Regions from separate parts of the Mus musculus genome. Here regions 2 and 3 are each linked to region 1. Evidence: chromatin loops called from intact Hi-C (ENCODE). Cell type or tissue: heart. All regions are shown on one strand. Each heading gives the region's core, and the rest is flanking DNA. Links, peaks and the distances in the headings are about the cores only. Region 1 holds the start of Cyp1b1 (cytochrome P450, family 1, subfamily b, polypeptide 1). Region 2 has its middle 56 kb from the start of Qpct. Region 3 overlaps Rmdn2 (regulator of microtubule dynamics 2).

Region 1 (8,302 bases), core at 1-8,000:
TTTAATTCCACAAAGTATCTAGGTCTGTGACTGAATTACAATTTCTGAAAGAAAGTCTAAAACAGGTTACTAATTTCTCACACTCGGTACTACAAGTTAAACAATAATAATTTTATTTTTCTGTGATAAGCCTCTTGTAGTCTAGGATTTATCTTCCATTGTGAGAAAATAAAACTCTCCAGTTTTTAATAGTCTAAAAATGCACAAGAGTATACCTTTTAGACACCCAGGAAAATATTTGCCTATCTTTTAAAACCTACAGACCTAACAAATGGACTTACAGCTAGATGTTCACATACACACTTTAACATGTTCATTTTATATCAGTGTAGTTATAAAATATATTTTCAATGTTTTATAAAGAAATCTACAAAGGCAAAAGGGCCCTGGACCCACAGAAATTAAAATGCCACCCTGAAAGCAAATTATTTTTCTTCTCTCATATCCTTAGGCAATTCCTTGTTTCTATTTTATAAAGTACTATTGGTCTCTGGATAGATGACGCTACGCATGTCCTAAACTCACAAAGCAGAGCCCCAGCTTGTAAGATGAGGGACCCATTATAGGTCTGCACTGCTTTTGCTAGGAACGGGGACAATTCTTTTGGAACTCAAAATCTTCCTGCGCAGCAAACTCTATAAAGGCAATTCCTTAACCTCTCATTTTTAAATCCAATATTATATACCTAGAAATCTATTTTCAGAAAATAGCTTAAAAGGGATAATGATGTTTAATCATAGCAATGCTCAAAACTCACAATGCAGCCAAAACCTGCATTAATTAATGTTAAACCTGATTATATTAATGTATATAACTAGAACAGGGTATTATATAGCCATCAAAATTGCTAAAATCTGTGCTGGAGAGATGCCCCAGTGTTTAAGGCGTACCAGTGGCGACTGCATCAATAAAATGTGTATCTAAACAGGCATCGTAATTTGCCCACTCTGGTTACATAGCCTTTTCAGGAAAAGGAAAAATAATGTCACCTTTATTTCATTGAAAGTGACCCTGAAATGGTTTTATTTCTTTGGAACACATGGAGAACAACTTATACAGCTCAATAATTTTTTTTTTCTTTTTTCAAAGAGTACTCGCTTATCTTGGGATGTGAAAGACCTGACAATACATTCTAGGAAGACCTTTTTCCTAATCTTGGGTTCAATGCCCTTTAAGAGAATTTCTGCCCCCTCATCTCACTAGTCCCAATATGTTTCCACGATTTGACTTTAATATTGAAAAGCTATTTTAAATATACGTTACTTTTAAAATGAGAAAGCAGATCTAAGGGAATACGAATTGTGTGAATTCTAATAGGAACCAGATCCTGTGTGACAAATTCAAAGGTGAGCGCATCTTCAGCACTTCTTAGGGCAGTGGTTCTCACCCTCCCTAATGCTGCAACCCTCGTGTTTTGGTGACCCTCCCCCCCAATCATAACATTATTTCCGTGGCTACTTCAAAATTGTAATTTTGCTACTGTTATGAATTGTAATGAATCTGTGTTTTCCTGTGGTTTTAGGCGACATGGGTCGAGTGACCCACCGGTTGAGAACCGCTGTCTTATTCTCTAGGAAAACAAGTAGTGCTTCTAGATAAAATACAGGGTAAATCTGCATTTTAGGTAAATAATAGGTAATTGTCAAATTCCCATAAAGGATTCATTTACTTAAACCACCTGAGTGCGAGGAGGAGGTGGGGACGCTGCTTAATCCTGATGTTCAGCCTTGCGCTATAGAGGTCTGATCCCTGGCCCAGAGATCAAGACTCCCACCAGCACCTAGACTCCTCTCTAGAGGATGATGGCACGCCACAGAATTGACGCCACCTGCTTATTTTGTGGTGGAACCGCCTCAGGGTAAACCTTATTCTTAGGTTGTCCTCTGGGAACACAGACCTCTGCTGGCTTCCTTAGCCTGGTAACAGAACCCTGCCCGAAGTTGGAAGTAGGGCCCACAGCCTCCCTGGGACCCGCTGTGCGCTGTGTTTAGTTACTGCATTCCCCTTAAACTTGGAACCGGTCCAATTTTGCTTCTATTGAGCCACGGAAGGCTCAAAGCTGATAGGCCAGCACAGTAAAATTCTTGTTTGTTTGTTTGTTTGTTTGTTTGCTTGTTTGTTTGGTTGGTTTTTTTTTTTTTTTTTTTTTTTTTGTGGGGAAGGACTCTTAATACATTTGTTCCCTATCACGGGGAAGGGGGGATAGGGAGTGGGGCGCAACATCAGAGATGCTGGAAAGTCCTGGCAACACTTATAGAGGGGGAGCACATGTCTTGGCCTGCCCAGTTGAACCCGGCCTTATCTTACCTGAGATCTCAGTTTCGAGGAATTGGGGGTTGGGGGGCGACGCAGCGCGAAACCTCAAACCCTGCGCCCAGAGGCACTCCTTTTTTCAAAGGAGGAAAAGAAGGACTGACCCAGCCCTCCCGGAGGCTTTACCTGGTAAAGAGGATGAGCAGCCACAGCAGCGCGGTGGAAAGGGTGTCCTGGCTGGCTCCGAAGATGTCCGTAATAGTGGCAGGCACATCCTCCAAGTCCAGCCCGGAGGAATCGTCGCCAGGGGCCCCAGACGCTTTCTTTTCGGCAGAGAGGATGAAGGCGTCCGTCATGTCTCGAGGAGCAGCCCCGGGCACCAGGCTTTCGCGGTGCCTCAGGAACTTGTCCAGAACGAAGTTGCTGAAGTTGCGGTTGAGCTGCTCGAACTTGCGGAAGGTGGTGCGCACCGGGTTGGGAAATAGCTGCAGCCAGGGCAGCACATCCACCAGGCTGCCCGCACCCACTGTGCGCCCGAACTCCTCATTGTGGCTGAGCAGCTCTAGGAACTCCGCATCGTCGTGGTTGTACCGACAGCCGAAGCACACAGCGCTCATGACGTTGGCCACCGCCACAATGACCGGCTGCGTTGGATCGAGGAAGGCGCCGCCCGCACAGCGCCGCACCAGCACTGCCACCAATTCTCGAGCCTCTGCCAGCGCGTGGCCCTCGAGAAGACCGCGACTGCGCGGGTGGCGCGTGGAGAAAGCACGCATCGTGCTATAGGCCGAGCGTCGCTGCGTCTTCCAGTGCTCAGAGTAGTGACCGAACGCCAGACTGCGGCCACCAGACACCACACGGAAAGAGGCGAAGGGCGGCCGGTCCGCGAAGATGCTGCCCTGCTGCACCAGGGCCTGGTGGATGGCACTCTCTCCATTCAGCACCACCACGGGACAGCTGCCCAGACGGATCTGGAAAACGTCGCCATAGCGCCTTGCAAGGCGAGCGAAGTACAAGTGCGACGCCTGGCCAACAGCCGCCGCGTTTCCGATCAGTGGCCAAGGAAAGGGACCTGGGGGCGAGGACCACGGTTTCCGTTGCCACTGTCGCAGCAGCCACTGGCCTAAGTGCACGGCGGCCAGGACGGAGAAGAGTAGCAGAAGAGTGGTCTGCTGGGTAGACAGCGAGCTCAGCTGCTGTGGACTGTCTGCACTAAGGCTGGTGGCCATGCTGGGGACACAAAGGCAAACCGTGAAACTCAGGTGTGCAAAGGAAAAAAAGAGTGCCCTCCGTCCCGCGTCTCGGCCCCAGCATGGGGCTTTACCCTGGGATTGAGTAGAGAGGAGGCAGTGCATAATTCAGGTAAAGGCTAGCTTTCTGGGCAAGATGCTTAAAACTATGTTTCCTACCCAACTCAGCCTCCAGCAGAGACCTATCGGCTTCCAAATCCCCAGCTGCCTAACGGTTCCCAGAATTCCGACACAATGCCGGTGGGTGGCAGACACTGAGGCAGGTTTCTTTTAAAGTACCTAATACCCCCACCCCTGACCTTCAAGAACTGCCCTGAAGAGACCTCAGGAAAGTGGCTCCGCGGACAGACTGACCTGCGATGAAGCGTGGTTTCCAGCGGTGTAGAGCAGCGGGATCTGGGAGAAGCTCTGGAGCCTCTGCCCAGATTCTGGCAAGGCTTCAACCTGAGAGTCCCCAGGGACCCCGAGACCTAGACACCTGAGGCCCGCTGCTTTAGCACCTACTCTTGACTCAATCAGAGCCTAAACTTAGATTAGGATGGAGGACAGGGACAAAAGTGTCTCAAGTTTGCACCTGGGACCCCGCAAAGTCAGGGCTTTCTCACGGAGTTGGGGTTGCAGTTGAGAAGGGTCGGGGGTGGGAGTTGATAAAGTGGAGTTAAATCCCAGCCCGCTGGCAGTTTTCAAGCTGGCGTCGCAGAGGTGTCTGCAACGCACCCCAGAGGCGATGCGCCATCCCTCTACTCCGGGGTTTTAAGGACTGGGTAGAGACTGGAGGAAGCGGGACCTTAGGGGGTGGGGCGTGAGGGGCGGGACGCACTGCGAAAATCCACAGATCTGTGAGTTGGGTCTCACATCCGTGCTTAGTGACCCAGGGTGGTCCAGTGGGAAATCCGCGCCTCTGGCTGGGACCCTCCTGAAACAATAGCTGGCAGCTTTGTTAGGATCCGCCTTGTAAAGTTTTCCTTTGGCGACAAGGGCTTGTCGTCAGTCATCCTCCCCACCCCCCACCCCCCAGTCAAGACCCCCACGCTTTCCTCAGAACCGAGCTTGGGACAGAATTTCCAACGCCTCTGCGCGCTGGAGCAAAGCTCAACCAGGAGCACGCCCTCCTCCTCCAGGTGACTCGAGTTTGGTGCCTTGCTCATGATCCTTAGGCACCGAGCCAGGAAAAGAAACTTGCTATTTTAATATCAGGACAGCTTGGTTTGCCTTGCATTTATCTTTATCTTAAGGTTTTACAAAGCATTTGGCCCCACGGCCGCGGCCCTTTGTGTGCACAGATCTCTACCTCTGAGATTTGGAAACCTTTAAAGTTCTCCCGCCCCAAGGCGTGCACCATCCTTCTGCACACAAAGCTCTCAGAAGGCAAGGCTTCCCGCGTTGAAACGACAGGAACTCTGCCACCTGCTGGACACGCGTGACAGCTCAGGTCGCCCCAGGCAGTGATCCAAGCTTGGGCACCAGAGACAGTCCTGGAGCGCCAGACCCGAGAGGGGGCGGTGAGTGGGAGGAGGAGGCGGCTCTGTACGCCAACAAACGGTTGGGTTGAAAAGTTTCTGCTGTCGCCTCCCCCTTGCGTGCGGAGCTGTGCCTTGCGTGCGCCGCTTCTGGGAAGTCGGCTCCAGTCATCTCCCTGGGCGCTGCTCGCGGCCGCCCCTCCCGCGTTTCTCACGACACCTGACACGCCGAGGCGGCGGCCAAGGGCGGGGTGCCTGCCGCCACCACCCTTGGCGGCGCACGCACAGCTGCCGCCCGCAGGGCCTGCCCTGAGGATGCTCGATCGCAGCCAACTGGTCGACCCCCACTCACTCAGCTTGTTTCCCAAACTAGCTTCGGGGACGCTTTCTTCAAAGAGAAAGCCAAGGATGTCAAAAGGCCTGGGAAGCAACTGCTCTTGTTTATGGTCAATGCAAGGTATCGTGCAAAACACCTGAGAGAACAAGGTTTCTGTTAGGCTCTGGAAAAGGCAACCCAAGAAAGAGGTAGACTGCTTCTAATAAAGGAAGAATTGTAGCCCCAGGTCATTGGTGTGATCTCTGGATAACCCGTTCCCAGCGTTGTGTTATTGTCTCATTTACAAATAAAGAGATTCAGAGAGATTATGAGACTATTATCTGAATCACAATGTTCTCTATAGGTGAAGACAGGATTTAAACTCACAAAGTTCCACTCCAAATCCCTCATACGGGTCTATTAAAAGCACCCTTAAGAGGATCAACAAGTTTCTTGCTGAACAATACAAAACAAGCAAAACAAACCAAAACAAAATTTGCATAGGATCTGGCCAGAGGCTCAACAGCTAATGGTGCTTGCTAACAACACTGACCACCTGAACTAGATGCCACAGGGCACAAGGCTCAAGTAATCCTCTCACCTCCACGCCCATGCCAAAGCACACACACTTGCGTGTACATAAGTGTAATAAGTTTTGAATCAGCCAAAAGGATGTTGTTTTTTGTTTTCATGACTGAGGATTATAAGACTCACAGAGAAAAGCTATGCTCACTCTTTGCCCTTGAATTGGCCAAGAGCAAGGCCAGTAGAAGTTGTCCCACAGCTGACATTAAAACAACTGATTACATTATAAAGGAACTTAATGAAAATGTCTGAAAGAGAGTCTAACATCTTTCAATAAAATTCCTGGCCTGCTAAGAAAAGGCCTTTTTATAAGTCTTTTCAGTAACTTTTGCAGTCTTTTCTGAATGAGATTTTATATATACTATAGTCTAGCTCTCCTGTGATGACGTGGGTCAAGTGTGTCTTAGTTTACTAATAACCATTGGTTTCTCAGAGCTGCACTGGTCCAACATACCTGTTTTGGTTTGTCTTTCTCCTGTTGTAACGAAATGCTGGAGACTGGTCCATGTATCAAAGGGGGCAATGGGTTTACATGAGATCATAGTTCAAGAGGCAGGAAAGTCCTCCAAGAACATGAAACCAGCTCCTGAGAGGAGGGCGAAGGTAAAGGGCAGCCACCGCTACAGTCCATGAGAGCAGAACACTCAGGAGAACCATTTTAACACATCACGTTCTTTGCTCCCAGTATCTAGAAGCTCCCCCTAAGCACCACCACTACCCAGAGAAATTAAAGTGGCAGCGCATGCGCTTTGGGGAGACACATGCGAAAACCATAAGAAGCTCTTCCAAAGAAAGTTTGTGGTGACCTTCCAGTGTGCGGCTTTAGCAGAACCCTGTCCAGAGATTTAGGACTTAACCATCTGTACTCAGAGCCTTTCTCCTAGCATCTCTGCCAGAATTAGATAAGGTAGGTAGAAGCTGCCTTCAAACCAAATCAACTTCCATTGTAATGCACAAAACAAGGGGTAAAGCTAAACTAAGACCTCATGTTTAACAAATGCTATGTAGCTTTTAGATCATCACGTGCACGCCTGCCTGCCACAGCAGACGCTGTCCTTGGCCGCAGCTCCTGTTCTAGGGCATGCCTCAAAAAGGAGAGGAACCAGTTGGACAGATGGTGTCAGGGAGATAGGCTCTTATCAAAGATGACAAACGAGTGTGCCTGGCCACCTGGGCTTTTAGGCTACAGGTGCCACTGAAGAGTCTTAGTCCCCAATAAACACTTCATAGAAACTGGGTGGTGGCGGCGGCAGCTGCAGCACTCAGGAAGCAGAAGCAGGGACATCTCTGGGAGTCTAGTCCACAGAGCCAGCCTGGTATACAGAGCAAGTTCTAGGACATTGAAGGCTGCACAAAGAAAACCTGACTTGGGGATGGGGTTTGAGGTGAGATGACTTCAGATAAATCCAAGCACCGGTATGTATTTCTGATCCATCTGGTTCTGTTCTCTCTTAACCAAGCATCTGTATTTGGGATAATGCCATAATTTCTCAACCAACCTGTGGCTCTCAACCTAGAAATCTCTTCTCAGTCAACAATACAGAAGGCAGCATTTCTTCCTCCCAGATCTCAACCTTGAATCAGTCTTTCTTCCTTTCTTCCTTTCTTCCTTCCTTCCTCCCTCCCTCCCTCTCTCTCTTTCTTTCTCTCTCTCTCTTTTTTCCCTCTTTTCTTCTTTTCTTCCCTGCAAATAACTTCCAAAAAGACCAGTTAAGCTGGGAAGTGGTTTAAAGTGGGGATTTAAAATGCTTCATAGTGTGCCAACTCCCAGACACAGTTTCAGCTTATACAGAGAACATACCAGCTCCTGTGGCAAAGGCTAGCAGCAATACCTCAGGGCATAAGATGACCCAGGCAGGGTGGCTTGTCCTCATCTCTGCTTCCTCTGCTCTTTGTTCTTCTAAGTCTTTCACAGATGGAGACTGTGGCCACAGGCAGCCTTCAGATGAAGGCCCTGAGAGAAAACATCTCTTTCAAGGTCCTAGACGGGCCACATTGGCATTGGGTTTCACACTGTGATTAAGGGCTTGTTTTATAATTAGAAGGGAAAAAAAAAAGTGGGCAAAACATCCGGAAGCCAAGGAGCCTCCAAAATGCACTCCATGCATCCTGAGCATCACGGCCATCAAGTTAAATAATACAAATCCATTGTTACTATGATGCTGTTGTCCTTATTACAAGTCAGCAATAGCCGGATTCTCTCTAGAGACAACACAACACCCAAGACAGCTCTGCCCTTTATCACCTCTAAGTGGATGTTATAGGTAAGCAGTGTGATCCTCCAATCCACTGCAAACATACAAGCATGCTCACAGAAAGGAACATGAGGAAAAAGAAGTTATTATTTCCAACAACCCTGACATTGGGAGAATAGTGATCAGGCACTTGTTATGCAGGGTGGGGAGCACAAATGCAGATTCAGGTTAAGTTTCCAATGT
Region 2 (8,326 bases), core at 167-8,166, 610 kb before region 1:
TTTTACAGTATGTACACAGATAGTACTAATTTGTTGCATCATTCCGTATGTGTAATTTAAATTCACCTCTCCCCAGAGTGTGATGCTGTACACTATGTTTTTAGCTAAACTGCCAACGTCAGAGCTCCAGATGTGTCTACTTAAAACAATGACAACTGAACTTGCTAAGTGTTAATAGTCCTTCAAGCAAGGAGATGGCCAAGGTCACTCCTTGGTAGTTCCAGTCACTCCTGGTATGTGATTAGGCTCCAATTATATCAGACGTCAAGGCTTTCTGGGAGCCCTAATTATAGGAGTCATTAAGGTTTCCTGGGAATACAGGCTAAAAACTAAAATGGGGAGGAGAGTCACCTGCACAACAATAAAAACTATTGGTATGGGAGCAAAGGTCCCAAATATTGCCTAACATCCCTCTTTAGAAAAATTTCTTACAACAAATAATACATTTGTTTGTTACTGTTATGTCTTATGATGTTATATATTTTTAACCAAGAGAGTTGTTAAAAATCACTAAATATAACTATATAAATATAAATTCCCCTAACTTCTTGGTTCTTTTTCTAAAACCTACAAGAAGAAAGTTACTTTTCTAGACATTTCCATTAAGATGACTCAACCCCTTGTGCCCTAACACTCTGCTATTTCCTCTGCCTAGAGAAGTCCCCTCCCCAGAAAGATACTTCTTGACTTTTCTTCTTCTGAGCCTTGTCAGAAAACGTAATCTTGCTGCTAAATCTTCCCTGAGCCCTGAATTTAAAATTGAGACCTTGATTTTTCTGTGTTCTATCCTTTCTTTAATCACCTGCTAAAATACTGCATGATTTACTTAATTATTTTTATTTTTTTTAATTTGGAAATTAAATTTTAATGAATCACTAATAAAAACAAAATTTTTAAAATTTGAACGTTTTAAAAATAAATGTAAACACTGCTAAAGTGGAGGTCTTTGCTTTGCTCATTTGAGAACTTTCTAGATAAATGAGTTAATTGCAGTGGAATTAGGGACATGGGACTCAAATGAAAGGTGGACAGTAGAGCCACGTGGGCATTTGAGATTGGAATGGACACTGTAGGTCATAATGGTGACCCAGTAGCCTTCTGGGGTCTGTCGCATTGTCGTTGGTAAAAAGGAAATAATCTCAGTGAATGTCAGTTGGCCACCCTCCTTAGGTAGATCCTATGAACAGATGCGACTTAGAGTGTTCTAGTTGTGTGTGTGTGTGTGTGCAAACGCGCCTGTCTTTTTTGTTTTGCTTTGCTTTTGCATTAGTTACCAAGAGGCTAATAATATTTCATAATGGAAAGAGATACTTTAAAAAATTCCCAAACATGGACATATTTTTTAAAAAGGAAGGAAACGTGAAAACTTCCAGGAGAAAATGTGTAGGTGAATTACTTCTGGTTTTTGATGCACTGTAGACGCAGGGCAGTGGCGGCATGGCCTTTAGTGGTGGATGAAGAGCACGTCAGCTGTTTCAAGACCTCAACCTTCAGGAATGCTCAAAGTTGCCTTCACCCCCCTGCTTCTGGACAGAGAACCTTGACTTAAATTCTCATCACCCTGTCCCTCACTGACTTCCCCAACTTGGCGTTTGTTTTATTCAGGGTTTCTATTCCTGCACAAACATCATGACCAAGAAGCAAGTTGGGGAGGAAAGGGTTTATTCAGCTTATACTTTCATACTGCTGTTCATCACCAAAAGAAGCCAGGACTGGAACTCAAGCAGGTCAGAAAGCAGGAGCTGATGCAGAAGCCACGGAGGGATGTTCTTTACTGGCTTGCTTCCCCTGGTTTGCTCAGCCTGCTCTCTTATAGAACCAAGACTGTCAGCCCAGAGATGGTCCCACCCACAAGGGGCCGTTCCTCCTTGATCACTAATTGAGAAAATGCCTTACAGTTGGATCTCATGGAGGTATTTCCTCAACTGAAGCTCCTTTCTCTGTGATAACTCCAGCTGTGTCAAGTTGACACAACAGCCAGTACAATTGACCCCTTGTCAACTTGACACACAAACACATCACTACTAAGCCTCAACCGTTACATTCTTATTCATCCCCAAGCTCTAAATAACTTTAAATGTTTAAATTTTCAATCTCTTTAAAATATTGATCTCTTTTAAAATCTGAAGTCTTTTTATAATTAAAAGTCTTTTAACTGTGGGCTCCACTAAAATAGTTTCTTCCTTCAAGAGGGAAAATATCAGAGCACAGTCACAATCAAAAGCAAAAGTCAATCTCCAACCATCCAATGTCTGGGATCCAACTCACAATCTTCTGGGCTCCTCCAAGGGCTTGGGTCACTTCTCCAGCCATGCCCTTTGTAGCATACACGTCATCCTCTAGGCTCCAGATGCCTGTACTCCACTGCTGCTGCTGCTCTTGGTGGTCATCTCATGGTACTGGCATCTCCAAAACACTGCATGACCCCTTCAGTCCTGGGCCTTCAATTGCAACTGAGGCTGCACCTTCACCAATGGCCTTCCATGGCCTCTCACAGTGCTGAGCCTCAGCTGTTCTGCGTGATCCCTTCATGCCTTCAAAACCAGTACCACCTGGGTGACCCTTACACATTACCAAGTCCAGCCACAGCACAAGGTACAACTTTGGCTATATCTGGAACACAGCCACTGTGCTCTCAGAAAACACTTCCCAGAAGATGTCACCTCAACGATGCTGGTCTCTTCTTAATCACCGCTAATTTCTTATCTCCAGCTAACCAGCATCAATAGTCCCAGTAACGCAAAGGTTTTGCTTTAATAGTTCTGGTATCTTGTTAATCACAGCTTTCTTTAGCCCCAGCTAACCAGAACTATAGAATCTTAAACTCCAACTGGCCAATGTCTGGGATCCAACTCAAGATCTTCTGGGCTCCTCCAAGGGCTTGGAACACTTCTCTAGCCATGTCCTTTGTAGCACATGCATCGTCCTCCAGGCTCCAGATGCCTGTACTCCACTGCTGCTGCTGCTCTTGGTGGTCATCTCGTGGTACTGGCATCTCCAAAACACTGCTGTCTTCTGCTGTAACTAGGCTTCACCAACAGCCTCTCATAGGCTCTCTTCATGGTGCCAAGCCTCAACTCCTTTGCAGGACCCCTTCAGTTCTGGGCCATCAATTGCAACTGAGGCTGCACCTTCACCAATGGCCTTCCATGGCCTCTCTCGGTGCCGAGTCTCAGCTGCTCTTCATGACCACTTCATGCCTTCAAAACTAGTACCACCTGGGTGACTCTTTCACATTACCAAGTCCAGCCACAGCACAAGGTACAATCTTGGCTATATCTGGAACACAGCCACCGTGCTCTCAGAAAACACTTCCCAGAAGATGTCACCTCAATGATGCTGGTCTCTTCTTAATCACCGCTAATTTCTTAGCTCCATCTAACCAGCATCAATAGTCCCAGTAATACAAAAGTTTCACTTTAGTAGTTCTGGTATCTTGTTAATCACAGCTGATTCTTCAGCCCCAGCTAATTAGAACCACAGAATCTTCACAAAATAACAATGGCCCTGAAAAGAGTCTTTAATTTTCCCTCTGAAATTTCACAAGCCTGGCCTCCATCTTCTGCACTGTTCTCAACATTATCTTCCAAGCTCCTACACAACATCTCACAGAGCTCTTAACACCAAATGGATCTTCTGGCCCAAAGTTCCAAAGTCCTTCCACAGTCCTCCCCCAAACATGGTCAGGTTGTCACAGGAATACCCCACTATGCTGGTACCAATTTCTCTTAGTCAGGGTTTCTATTCCTGCACAAACATCATGACCAAGAAGCAAGTTGGGTGGGGGGCCGGGGAGGGTTTATTGAGCTTACACTTCCATACTGCTGTTCATTACCAAGAAGTCAAGACTGGAACTCAAGCAGGTCAGGAAGCAGGAGCTGATGCAGAGGCCATGGAGGGATGTTCTTTACTGGCTTGCTTGCCCTGGCTTGCTCAGCCTGCTCTCTTATAGAACCAAGACCACCAGCCCAGAGATGGTCCCACCCACAAGGGGCCTTTCCCCCTTGATCACTAATTGAGAAAATGCCTTACAGTTGGATCTCATGGAGGCATTTCCTTAACTGAAGCTCCTTTCTCTGTGATAACTCCAGTTGTGTCAAGTTGACACACAAAACCAGCCAGTATATCATCTTAGGTAGAGCTTGGCCTTGTGGATATGGTGGCTGGAGAGGAAAAGGCCCCAGGAGATCTCATTATGATGCCGAAGCTGGGGTTTGCCTGTGTCTTGGAGAGACTTCTTATTTCATGACTGTGGCCCCTTCCTACAGGAGATGTCCTGCTTCCCCTCTCTGTTCCCTACGGTGGTGGAAACTTGATTGTGCGGACCTTCAGTTTCCACAGAAGTTCAAAGGTTCACCAAGTACCGTTTAGAGTATGTAATTTGACCATTGAATAACAGGGTGGACTTCAAGTTTCTGGTTACCAGACAAGGGAAGTGGTGCTAAATGGAAGCAGAAACCCCAGTGCAGGCTCCGGAACAAGGAACCACATTGGCTTAAGATGGGGCAGGGGCCTCACTGTCCTTGGAAGTGAAGTCTGCGGTGTTTCTTGTTAGTTGTCTGGGCCAATCACAGTGTTTTTCTGGGCCACGATATCCTCAGCTGCAACCTCATTCTCTGCAGGGATTTGTTGAGCCCTAAAAGCCATGTGGCCACTCTGAGTAGTGTTCAAGGGCTTTACCTTTGGCCTTGTGGCTGAATTCAAATCCCGATTCTTCAATATAAAACACATTCAACATTGATCAGGCTATATTTCCTTTCTCTCATGTGGATATTGGGATTTCACTCACAGGGTTTTAATTAGGTGAATTAACACTTTTAAAAACAGCGTGTGAGAATGTCTGGCACTAATTATTCATGAAGGATGCTCACGAGTATGACCTTACACAAGGCTGCTTTCTTTCCTGTTTGTTAATTTTCATGTGATAACAAAGGAATGGGTTTCAATATGAATTTTATAAACACACTGCATTCTTTGTTCTTATTCACACACAACTCTCTCCCCCTTTTCCCCTCAACACTTGTCCCTTCCTCTTTCATGTCTCATGTATTTCTCTGCCCTTTCTTATTTCTCTCGTTCCCCTTCCCTCTTCTAGTCTACTCCCTCTCTCCCTACACACATGTACACACACACACTCTACATGTGAAGAACATGAAATATTTATCATAATTCTGTAACTGACCTATTTCCCTTATCATCCCTAGTTCCATCCATTTTTTCTGAAGATGTCATGGCTTCATTATTTATACCCATTTTCTTTACTATTCATCTATCGATGAACATTGTAATCTGGTCCTATAACTTGGCGATAGTAAATAGTGTTTCGATATACATGGACAGATAAGTGGTTCTGTAGTATTTTAATTTAGTCTCCTTTGGGTACATTTCTAGAAAAGAAAACATAGCTGGGATCATATAGTAATTCTATATTAGGAATTACTGAGGAACCACCTCCTGATGTCTCGAATGGTCAGAGAACTTCACACTTTCCCTCTACACCATGCTTGTCAGCTTTCGGTTGCTATTTTAGTGATAACCATTCTGACAGGGGTGGTCTAGAATCTAATTGTAGTTTTGGTTAGCATTTTGGTTGGGGTTACTTTCAAGGGACGGTATTTTATATAAAGGTGGCATCCACAGTCAGCTGCGAGGCTCTTGTCACGTTTAACAATGAGACTGGTAAAGATCAGAGGAGTGTAGTGACTTGCTGGTGTGTGTAAGAGCCAGGACCTTGAAATACTCCGGGGGAGAAATGAGTCAGACATTCACCGAAGAGACAGAGTTGGATTAATCTACTCTGGTGAGCAGACTTTTTACGCACAGCCAAGGACAGAAGAAAACCCTCCACACAGGTGATACCAATAGGCTGCCACTAGCATCTGAGAACATCCTCTGGGCGGGCTTCCTAGGAGCAATACTGATGCTGCCTTGCGTGTCTGCTCCTGCTGCCCTTACTTTCTAACTTTGTCTGCTAAATTAGGAAGTCAAGATGCAGTTAGCACGGCCATGAGGACCAGACTCCGCTTTTGTTTGGCCCCTCTGAGGCAGCTCCCGAGGCGGAGCTCCAGTAGTCCACCTCGGATCTTTAACACCACCGCTCCTTCGTTTTTTATAGCTACTATTCTTTTTTTTTTTTAAAGTCATTGAAATGATTGCTTCACAAAGTTTTGTTTTGTTGGTTTTTTTTTGTTTTTTTGTTTTTTTGTTTTTGTTTTTTTGTTTTTTTGGTTTTTCGAGACAGGGTTTCTCTGTATACCCCTGGCTGTCCTGGAACTCACTTTGTAGACCAGGCTGGCCTCGAACTCAGAAATCTGCCTGCCTCTGCCTCCCGAGTGCTGGGATTAAAGGCATGCGCCACCACGCCCGGCTGAAAAGTTCTTATTTATTGCTCTTTAATATTTTCTAAAGCAATGCAGTTATTACAGTAAGTTTGAAAAGTATAGAGGTATAGAAATAAGAAAACAGTAATATTTCTCTCCCTCCATTCCCTCTTTTCTTTTCCTTTTGCAGAGATATGCATTGGACTCAGGCCTTGTACATGCCAGACAAGCACTCGGACTCTGAGCTCTTGGCCTTCTTAGATTTCTTCCTATGAATGAATATATATGAATATATACATATGTATATGTATATATATGTGTATATGTGTGTATACATAGAATATATATATAATCTTTTCCTATTCATATAAATTTTACTGTCAATCATTATCCTATCCATACTTTGCACATATAATATCCTTTCTTGAATTATTTTAAAGAACATTGTATGTTAATAAATGATTTGAAAACAGTTTTTAATGGCTCCATGGTAGTCCATTGCAGGAATAAATCAGAGTGTATTTATTTTAATCTCCCTCAGTATTTCTAATATTTTACTTTCATAAATAAACAATACCTGATGAAGTTTTGCATATAAACCTTTGTCCAGATCTCTGTTTCCTTGACAGTAGACTTCACACATAAAAGGGTGACAATTCGCATTCAGGGTTCATCTGGGTTTAGGGCAACTGAACTCCGGGATGACTGCTTTCTGCATGAACCTCAGGCTGCCAGTAGGTGTCGACTTTGCCTCATGTTTCTTCTTGCAGCTCTTTATCCATTTATTTTCAGGATCATCTTTGAAGGGCTGTGGGAGAATGCATTGTTAGTAAGTCAATAGAGTTCAAATATAAAATTTGAAGTCTCTCCCAAGGGTCACAACCCCGAGTGCCCGAGGGCTTGGCTATTTTTCTTTTCTATGTGTTGCTGATTGTATCCAACCCAGCAGCCTATGTGGTGCTGACCTGCTACTGAGAGAAATACAGTCAGTCAGCACAGCCTGCAAGGCTCTCTAGGAATGTGTACACATGCATCATACACACACACACACACACACACACACACACACACTCACACACGCACACACGCACACACGCACAAGGAGAGGGGAAAGACATTCGCTTTTGCCTAATGAGTGTATTCTTGAAGCATCCTATAATTAAAAATTGATAACCTTATAGAGATATCTATTTTAGACAGCCTCCTTTCTAAATAAGGAAACTGAGTCTTGGAGAGGTTAACTTGTTAACATGGTACAAGTATTGAGATGGTTAATCGCTGTTGTTGATGTGTTTAGATTGAGAGTCACCGGGGAGACCGAGGCACACGTCTTAATGTATCTGTAAGGACATTTTCAGGATGGCTTAGTGGAGAGGGAATGATGAACCTGAGTGTGGGTGACATTGTCCCACGGTCTGAAGGCCCAGATGGAATAAGAAGAGGAAAGAAATAGCAAGCCAAGCTACTGCTGGCTTTCCTGGACTGCCAAGGTGTGTCTACTCAGCTTTTACCACGCCTTCGCTGTGCCACGGAGAACCAACACCTCTGGCAACTGGAGTTCAACATGTTTTTTCTCCCTTAAGATGTTTCTTTATGGTGTTTTGTCACAACGATGAGAAATTTGATGAGCGCATGCTATGCTGAAGCAGAATTCAGATCCGGACATTTACCTTTTAAAAAAAGAAAAAATATATTTTTCTATCTGTATGTACACCTGCATACCAGAAGAGAGCATCAGATCATATTATAGATAGCTGTGAGCCCCTGTGTGGTTGCTGGGAATTGAACTCAGGACCTCTGGAAGCCCATACAATGATCTTAACTGCTGAGCCCTATCTCCAGGCGCAAGCACACTTATCTTTGAAGTGTATGACTTTAACAATTTCCCCATCTTTGTTAAAAAAAAATAAATCTACAATACCAAAGCTCTTTATTAACCACCTGGACATGGGTTTCTAAGAATTGTGTTTATAAGATCTTCCTGGGATATTCACGTGGGCATACCA
Region 3 (8,326 bases), core at 103-8,102, 53 kb before region 1:
CAATATCACATCGACTCCAGGACGTGTATGTTCATTTGATTTATTTATCTCCTCTGACAAAACACATTTGTATTCTGTGTTGCCAAGTTGATAATTAGCATGCAATACAGTTAGTAAGCTTAACAGTATTATGTTTGTTCTGTCCAGTGGTCTTAGGATTCCTTAGTTGGACGCTTTTCTTCTTCTGGAAAGATAAAAGCAAAGAGCCTTGTCCTAACCCTAATTCTGGGTCTTACATTGACTAGCAAAATAGATCTTCCCTGGGGGGTGCGGGGCGGGGGTCCTTTTTGGCAACAGAAAAAGCATTATCTTTTAAATTGAAATTATAACCCTTATGTGGATAAATATGCCTACATTACCCTTTCTCTTTATATAAAATTAAGACTGACATGCATTCATCTTTTAGCTTACTAAGGACATTTCTACTTATTTTTAAGCAAAAACTTAGATAGTACCTTTGAGGAAAAACAGTGTGTCACTTTGGACCTTAGACTGTCTTTCGAAATCAGCTTTATCTTATCAGCAGGGAGTCCCACTCTGACTTCACTGTGTAGACCACGATGGTCTAAAACCTACAGAGATCTGCCGCCTGACTCTGTCTGCTGTGTGCTGGGATTAAAGGCATATGCCACAGCCATCCTGCTCAAATATTTCACCTCAATTTCAAATCATTATAACTCTTTAATTCATAAAACAACAAATTTGAACTGTACTGACATTATGAATTTACTTAAAATCTTTTTAAAAATCTCCTATGTTTTAGTAATGCCAAATAATCAAAATCTCCTTGTTGATAAACTGAGGATAATAATTTAAGGGCTCCATTTATTCCCTGAACCCATTCTTGTCGTGACTGAGCAGGCCAGCTCCCTGGCCGGTCCCCGCCCTCACACACGCTGTGCTCTCTTGACATTGCTCTAATTGATCAGGTTACCTGATTATGGATTTGCTGTGTAGTGAGGACTTTGGGCCCTGGAAGTCATGGACCAGCTCTAATGTGATGTCTTATCCCCAAATGTTCACACAATACAGTAGCTAATAAGCATTCAGCACGTGATGTTTGAATTGATTACAAGCACCGTGCTTGGAAGCTGGTAAAACGTAGATCAAGAACCCGACTCCCAGAGGAAGCAACTGACCCTGGGCTGAATGACCTCATCTGACAAGCACAAGGGGAACAAACACTTTCCACCTCAGGACCCGACTTAGGAGCCACTGTCTTGACTGGAGACTCTACTTCCTACCCACTCCTATAATGACACTAAACTTCTGTCTCTCTGTCTTTCAGGAAAAACTTTAGGAGAGAGAGCTATTACCAGAGCGCCCATGAATGGACACTGCCATCTGTGGTAAGCATGCGGGGTCCCCGCAGCCCTACCTCCCCAGTATGCATGCCTCTCTCCACACCGCAGGGTGTCCCTTTTTTAAAATTAGATATTTTCTTTATTTACATTTCAAATTTTATCCCCTTTTTTGGTTTCACCTCCGAACCTCAGTCCCCTCCCTCTTCGTCCTGCTCACCAACCCACCCACTTCTGCTTCCTAGTCCTGGCATTCCCCTACACTGGGGCACAGGACCAAGGGCCTCTCCTCCCACTGATGACCAACAAGGCCATCCTCTGCTACATATGCGGCTGGAGCCATGGGTCCCTCCATGTGTACTCCTTTAGCCCTGGGAGCTCTGAGGGTACTGGCTGGTTCATACTGTTGTTCCTCCTATGGGGCAGCAAACCCCTTCAGCTCCATGGGTACTTTCTCTAGCTCTTCCATTGGGAACTCTGTGCTCAGTCCAATGGTTGGCTGAGAGCATCCACTTCTGTATTTGTCAGGCACTAGCAGAGACTCTCAGGAGACAGCTATATCAGGCTCCTGACAGCAAGATCTTGTTGGCATCTATAATAGTGTCTTGGTTTGGTGGTTGTATATGGGATGGATCCCCAGGTGGGGCAGTCTATGGATGGTCATTCCTTCAGTCTCTGCTCCATACATTGTAACTCCTCCCATGAGTATTTTGTTCCCCCTTCTGAGAAGGACTGAAGCATCCACACTTGATCTTCCTTCTTGAGTTTCGTGTGTTTTGCAAATTGTATCTTGGATATTCTGAGCTTCTGGGCTAATATCCACTCATCAGTGAGTGCATATCATGTGTGTTCTTTTATGATTGGGTTGCCTCACTCAGGATGATATTTTCTAGTTCCGTCCATTTGCCTAAGAATTTCATAAATTTAACACATTGCTGCACTGAACTGACCAGCCACGGTTCCTCGCTCGCTCGCAGAAAAAGACAGTGGGTAGTGTCATGGTTACATTTGTTCTCACATATTTCTCCTTAGATTATGCTCTAAATTTGAGTAGTTCCTGAGAACCTAACAAGTCTCATGCCTTTGAGGATAAACTATAATTAAATCTAATTAGATATAGGTTTTTGAAAACATATACTAAAGTTATGACATGTTTCTGAGCAAAATGTGGCACCGGTGTTCCAAAGATTGGAAGTGAGGGGTCATTTTCTTTAACCTGATGAGTAACAGGAAACAAATTCCACAGGTCAAGGGAAATCCAGTCTGTGACTTAGGATCACCAAACCGGGGACAAACTTGGGTGACATAGGATGGGGAACTTTGGAGCAAAGGAGGAAAGCCACTTCCTGGTTCTGGCTGGTTGCTTTGTTTTTTTGGGGGTTTTTTTGTTTGTTTGTTCCCCCCCCCCAAAGGGATGTGTCCTCCTTCTACACTGAAAAAAAGCAAAGAAAAATATATTGTTCTAAATTATCCTTCCTTTTATTTGTTGGTCAGTTTTATATTTTTAGATTCCTAGTTGTTGCCACCACCTCAGGCTTTGTTTCTCTCCCAGGCTAAATGAGCACACAGTTACCCTAGATACAGCAGAAAATTAACTTATGGTCATTTCTTGAATGTAGGTGTCTTAGTTGGGGTTTTACTGCTGTGGACAGACACCATGACCAAGGCTACCCTTATAAGGACAACATTTAATTTGGGGCTGGCTTAAAGTTTCAGAGGTTCAGTCCATTATCGTCAAGGTGGGAGCATGGCAGGGTCCAGGCAGGCATGGTGCAGGAGGAGCTGAGAGGTCTACATCTTCATCTGAAGGCTGCTAGCAGATTACTGGCTTCCAGGCAGCTAGTGTGAAAGAGTCTTAAAGCCACTGCCCACTTGACACGCTTCGACCAGCAAGAGCACACCTCCAAATAGTGCCACTCCCTGTGCCAAGCATATTCAAACCACCATAGTAGCTTTTCATAAATTTACCCTCTCCGGGGCTATTTTGTTTCTTTAGGGACATCCCTAGGCAAAATCTATCTAAAACAGCTATCTTTTCGCTGTTCCCAAGATTCCTAACAGCAAAGCTGTCTGTTTATTCTGTCATCAGCAGGGGGCGCTCCATTCACAAGGACTTGCTTTAACTTTCTGAACAAAATCCAGTAGTTTTTGTGTACTCCAACTTCTAAGAGACACATGCCAAAATGTGAAGTGAGCTTAAGGAGCTAGAACATGTGACTTGGTCTTCGGCACGGCATACATTGGTGGAAGCCCCCTGAAGAGGCTACTTCAGAGTGGGAAGGCAGCTCACACTTTGGTGCTTCAGTTAAGGCCGGAGGAGGGGGCAACTGAGAGGTGAACTCGCTGGTACAGACTTAAAAGATCACTGCAATGTGTAGGCGTCTTGGATTTTATATCTCTCCTTAGCTTGCCTAGATCATCTTGTATACTTTAAAACTGGCATGCGTGATAAAGCACTTGTGTTCCTTCACTTTGAGGAGTACTTGAAACGAGTTTGTACTGAGAACGCTATCCTCTCTCTTCATCTTTGAAACTGGGTGCCTGGGACCTGGTCAGCAAGATCAGGGTGCAAGCAAACACTCGTGTTTCCCCTTTAACTGACTTCCTCTTCTCCTCCCTACGCCTCCTTCCGAGGCCTTCCTCTCACTTCTGCTCCCTCTTCTTCCTCTTGGCCTTTCTCTGCTCTTCCGTCTGTCCAGCAGTCCTCTGGACCCATGAGCAATCACATGAGAAATATACACTGTCTTCAGTGAGGCCCTTTATCAATGTGAGTTCTGAGTTTTCACAGAGAATATCGGATCTTCTCTGCCGGCTCTGTAGTACCTGAGCCCTGGCTTGCTACAGTAGTCAGCACTTAGTCCCCCTCAGTATGTTGCCTACCCTGCCTTCCCTTAACCTCCTCCACTCCCTCTTTCCATTTTTGTTGTGAATCTAATACCTTGATTATGACAACAGGACTTAATTCGCAGAATAAGTTAAATCATCACAAAGTAATGATCCAATTATTTCGTGTAATTTTTTTTTAAATTCACTATCAATTTTTTAAAATGTTAAGATCAATTCAACTGATGGAAATTTGATAAATTTTAATGTCAGTTTAACATTCACTCTCAAAATGTATTCTGTCTACTCAATAGAAAGCCCTTCAATCAATCAAATATTAAAACTTATTGTGGTAATGAATGAAAGAGAATCTTAAGTTTTGACTTGTGAAATAACACGTGGATAAACTGATCTCATAGCTAGCCCTGTTGCATGTAATTTTAAAATGTATGCAGTTGCAGGGGCCGGCAACAGTCTCACCCAGCCCCCAACAGCTAACTTTGTCAAACCTCTAATGACCGAGCTGCAGCTATGTCTTTCTCCTATCCACCTGAGTGCAGCAGACAGCTTCAATATTTTAAAACCAGCCAACTGCTGGGCGGGCGAAGATTTTCTTATACCATCCTTCTTAGCTTCTGCAGCCACCATAGGCTACAAATTATCGGTCCCCAAGAGTTCCATGCTCCACAGCCTCATCCGAATTCCTCTCCCTCTCTCTCTCCTCCTCTTCTTCCTGGGACCCGGAAATCCCTCTTTATCCTTCACTCACCGATTAGCTTCTGCCATCTTTATCAACCAGTTAAAATGGGGAGAAGGTTCACATGGACTCACCAAAGTGTGTGACCAACTTCTCATCACGAAGAAGCAGAATTAGCATCAAAATACGAACAGCACCAGGGAGATCCACAGCACCTCACAGTGCTGAGGGAAAATCTTATTCTTCTGGAAGTCTTTCAGGGTAAATTAAGGCATTAATAAAACTTTTCTCATTCAGTCAACAAGAATGGCAAACTGTGCTGTGAAGGCTAAATCCACTCATCTGTTTTGCAAAACAAATATTCATTGGATAGCTGGGATTATAGGTCAACTTGGGAAAAACTTCCCAACTGTAACTTTAAGACTACAGAAGCATTCTGTAAGATTCTGTTGCCTTTATCATATCAACCTAAAATACTCTGGGGTCAAGATAATAAAATATATTTATAATATGTTGGCCAAATGGGTTTGGCTGTAGGTATAAATATATCTCTCATATGAGTCATGCTCTATTGTGCTCTACTGTTTATGACTTATAGCTACACTCCTTATAGCATATGAGTCACACAACAGTCTGTTTCTGTTGCCTAAATACAGAAGCAATGCTCTGTGTGTGTGTGTGTGTGTGTGTGTGTGTGTGTGTGTGTTGATTAGGAAGCAGAGCCACACAATGAGTGGAAAAGCAGAAACTAGAACTTAGCTGTTGTGTTCTGATGTTTTCAGCCCTCCTTCTATTCCAAGAGGCTGCCTCTGATCCCTACTGTGTGCACAGTGATCCTCTGATCCCTACTGTGTGCACAGTGTTAGTGCTGAATCACAAATAGGCAAGAAGTGAGTAGGGTTGTGTTGAAGCTATATGACTGTCCCTTTTAATAGTATATTCAATATCAATGCAAACATATACGTGTGTGTGTGTGTGTGTGTGTGTGTGTGTGTGTGTGTGTGTACACATTATATATGAGCAAGTCTTATGAAAGCAGCAGTACCTCAAATAACCTCTAGATGGAGGTAATTCACCGTCATGTAAAGTGGCTTAGGCAGGATTCCCGTCAGACTTGAGTTTGGGAAATAAAATATTAAATTACATTTTAAAATGAGCACTATAAAAATAATATACACATATCATAACTAGAGTTGACTAGAAGAAAGGAGGTGATGAGCCTTTGGGGGAAAGCGAACAAGTGACCTTGGAGTTTATGGCACAGAGGAAAGCAAGTAATGTTTTAGACTCAAGACAGATTTCAGAACAGATTATACTTGTCCTAAGTCCCTAGGGGTACATTATGTGAAAGAGTACAAGTACTTCCTATAATGTTTATAGTTCATGGAATTCCTTTGCCTTTTCTCTTCACTCATAGTAACTTAGAAGGACTGAAAATACTCCATAGTCTAGAAGTCTTCGGAAGGAATGATGCAGCCGAATTTTAGCATTTCAAAAATATTGAATTGTTGCATAAACAGTCAACTTAGGCCTTTGTTTGTTAAAGACATAGGGTAAATAATAATAGGAAATACGAGGCTCCATTGGTAAATTCTATCACATATTTAAGGAAAGAACACACCACGTTTCTGCCAGCTCTTCCAGAGCCTCTGTGTAGCCCCGCACCACTGTATGCCTTCTGGCCAGCATCTCTCGTGGCTATAGGTATAGAACTTGTTTCAAAATGTAGTAGCAAACTGAACCGCAACGATGTAGGAAAAGCATACACAGTGGCCGTGTGGATTCTTTCCTGGGCTTTTGAGAAGCCTGTTTGACATGTAAAAGTCAGCTAGTTAGTTCATTAATAAACTGAAGAGGGAGAAAGATCATATGCTGACATCAATAGATACAGAAAAGCACAGTGGACAGACAATTATTATTCGTGGAAAGTAAAACAAACAAAACCTCTCAAAAACCAGAAGAGTGGGAACTGCCTCCGCTTAGCAGAGAACAAACCCCAGAGGAGCCATGGCTAGCATCATTGCTGATGTAAGAGGGTGGCTCTCCTGCCGCATATGCATGGGAGATAAGGCAGGGTAGGTGTGTTCCTCACACCATGGCTCTCCTGGTTCTTCTGAGAATTCTGGTGAATGCACAGAAGAATGTGAGAGAGACGGACAAGAAGGAAAAACCTTGACTCCTTGCTGAAGATGTGACAGCCTTTACACCCCTAGAATTTAGTCAGCAACGCAAGGTTGCAGGATACCAAATTAATGTACAACACCCAGTCAATTTAATATACTAGGGATATGTAATTGAAATTTAAAATTAAAATACATTGCCATTTGCAGTAACATGCACCCAAACTCAAATATTTAGGGTTTAAAATACATATAAAATATGTACAAGATCTCTATGAGACAAACTGCAAACTCTAATAGTGATATGGAGAACTATGTAAATGGAGAGCCAGTTCGTGCTGTGGGTTCATAGCCCCAGAATTGCCAAGATGTCAGTTTTCTCAGTATAATCCAGAAATTTGATACATCACCAGCAAAAATCCTGTCAACTTATGTGATATCATGAACACCGTTTATATGGAGAAACAAAAACCCCAAGTCAGAGTTGGAGGAGGGAGCAAGGCTGAGGAGCAACACTTCATGACTTAAAGGCTGTGTGCACTAACCCAGGTACAGCAGTGATCCTGGGACCTTAGGCAACAAGCACAAATTCCCAGAGTGGGATCAGAGTGCTCTGAAACAGTGCTCATTTAATATCCAACCTCTGGGTTCAGAGGAGCAAACTCCATTCTCGTTTAAAGCGTTTGATCAGTGATCTGCCTGGCTCTAAGTTCTCAGGTCATTTCCAATAGGCTGGCTTGATTGTTCTTCCTCCCTCTACGGTGGTGGGTTCCATTGGCTGTAAAGAGAACAGTCACAGCTGAAAGGGGAGTTTCACTGATTGCAAGTGAGTGACTTTTGGCTCTTGTTTTTTGTCTCCCATGTAACAATAATAATGTTACTGTTCCAATTTAAGAAATTACCCAATCATTTTTGTACTTGGAAGGTATACGCACTCAGAGAAGCGATCACGATAGCACTCAAAACCATATGCCGGAGCTCAGTTTTTAAAACAATATAAGACTATCACACTCTTTGCATAGTTAAATGTGTGCATTTTGTGTCAGGCAGCAGCATCCTGATGTCCTCTAGAGACTTGCACAGACAGAAACAGGTGTGAAAAACAATGTATCCTCAACTTTTAGAGTAGATAAGCCAGTTGCTGAAGAAACACTGTGTCTAATCTACAGTCAAATAACCATTTCTGTAAAGGGTTGTATGGGGGGGGGGGGAGAATCAGTCATTCTTGGGTGGATGTACCCTTGTACTAATGCATTGTTTCCAGGAGGAATGGAGAAAAATGAGACTTTTTCTTGAAGCAAGTTGTAATTATCCTCAGTTTTAGTTGATTTTAATCATGATTGTGTTTTTCAATGACATATAAGGAGGCCAGGAAATTTTTGAAG

Evidence for each region. Hi-C counts contacts between places; a loop is a spot of excess contacts. Peaks named below come from ENCODE experiments on the same cell type or tissue, not always from the same donor. Only the 100,000 strongest peaks of a DNase experiment are listed, where the experiment ranks them.
Region 2: a loop joins it to region 1, with 6 times the contacts of the local background. A loop is called at or near these places in 5 of 42 quality-filtered maps.
Region 3: a loop joins it to region 1, with 4 times the contacts of the local background. A loop is called at or near these places in 11 of 42 quality-filtered maps.

What each region holds. Positions count from the first base shown.
Region 1 is chr17:79,710,830-79,719,131 of GRCm38, forward strand. It overlaps Cyp1b1 (cytochrome P450, family 1, subfamily b, polypeptide 1), which reads right to left and starts at 4,232. Exons shown (of 3, transcript NM_009994.2): 1 at 3,858-4,232; 2 at 2,440-3,483. The coding sequence starts at 3,482. RefSeq lists promoters at 4,099-8,302, 4,105-5,303 and enhancers at 5,035-5,303, 5,066-5,096, 5,087-5,116, 5,229-5,257. In heart, for the core only: a CTCF peak has its summit at 4,928 (motif pointing left); DNase peaks (open chromatin) are centred at 2,832, 3,352, 4,242, 4,982 and 1 weaker place; H3K4me3 peaks cover 3,659 bases; H3K27ac peaks cover 2,456 bases; H3K27me3 peaks cover 5,201 bases.
Region 2 is chr17:79,103,971-79,112,296 of GRCm38, forward strand. No RefSeq gene overlaps it. Among named protein-coding and RNA genes, the nearest start is that of Qpct, 56 kb to the left of the region's middle. In heart, for the core only: a CTCF peak has its summit at 7,050; no DNase peak of the experiment used is centred there.
Region 3 is chr17:79,658,125-79,666,450 of GRCm38, forward strand. It overlaps Rmdn2 (regulator of microtubule dynamics 2), which reads left to right. Exons shown (of 11, transcript NM_001368314.1): 5 at 1,289-1,349. All of the region lies in intron 1 of Gm33006 (a long non-coding RNA gene), which reads right to left. Among named protein-coding and RNA genes, the nearest start is that of Gm33006, 5.6 kb to the right of the region's middle. In heart, for the core only: CTCF peaks have their summits at 3,393 (motif pointing right) and 5,898 (motif pointing right); no DNase peak of the experiment used is centred there.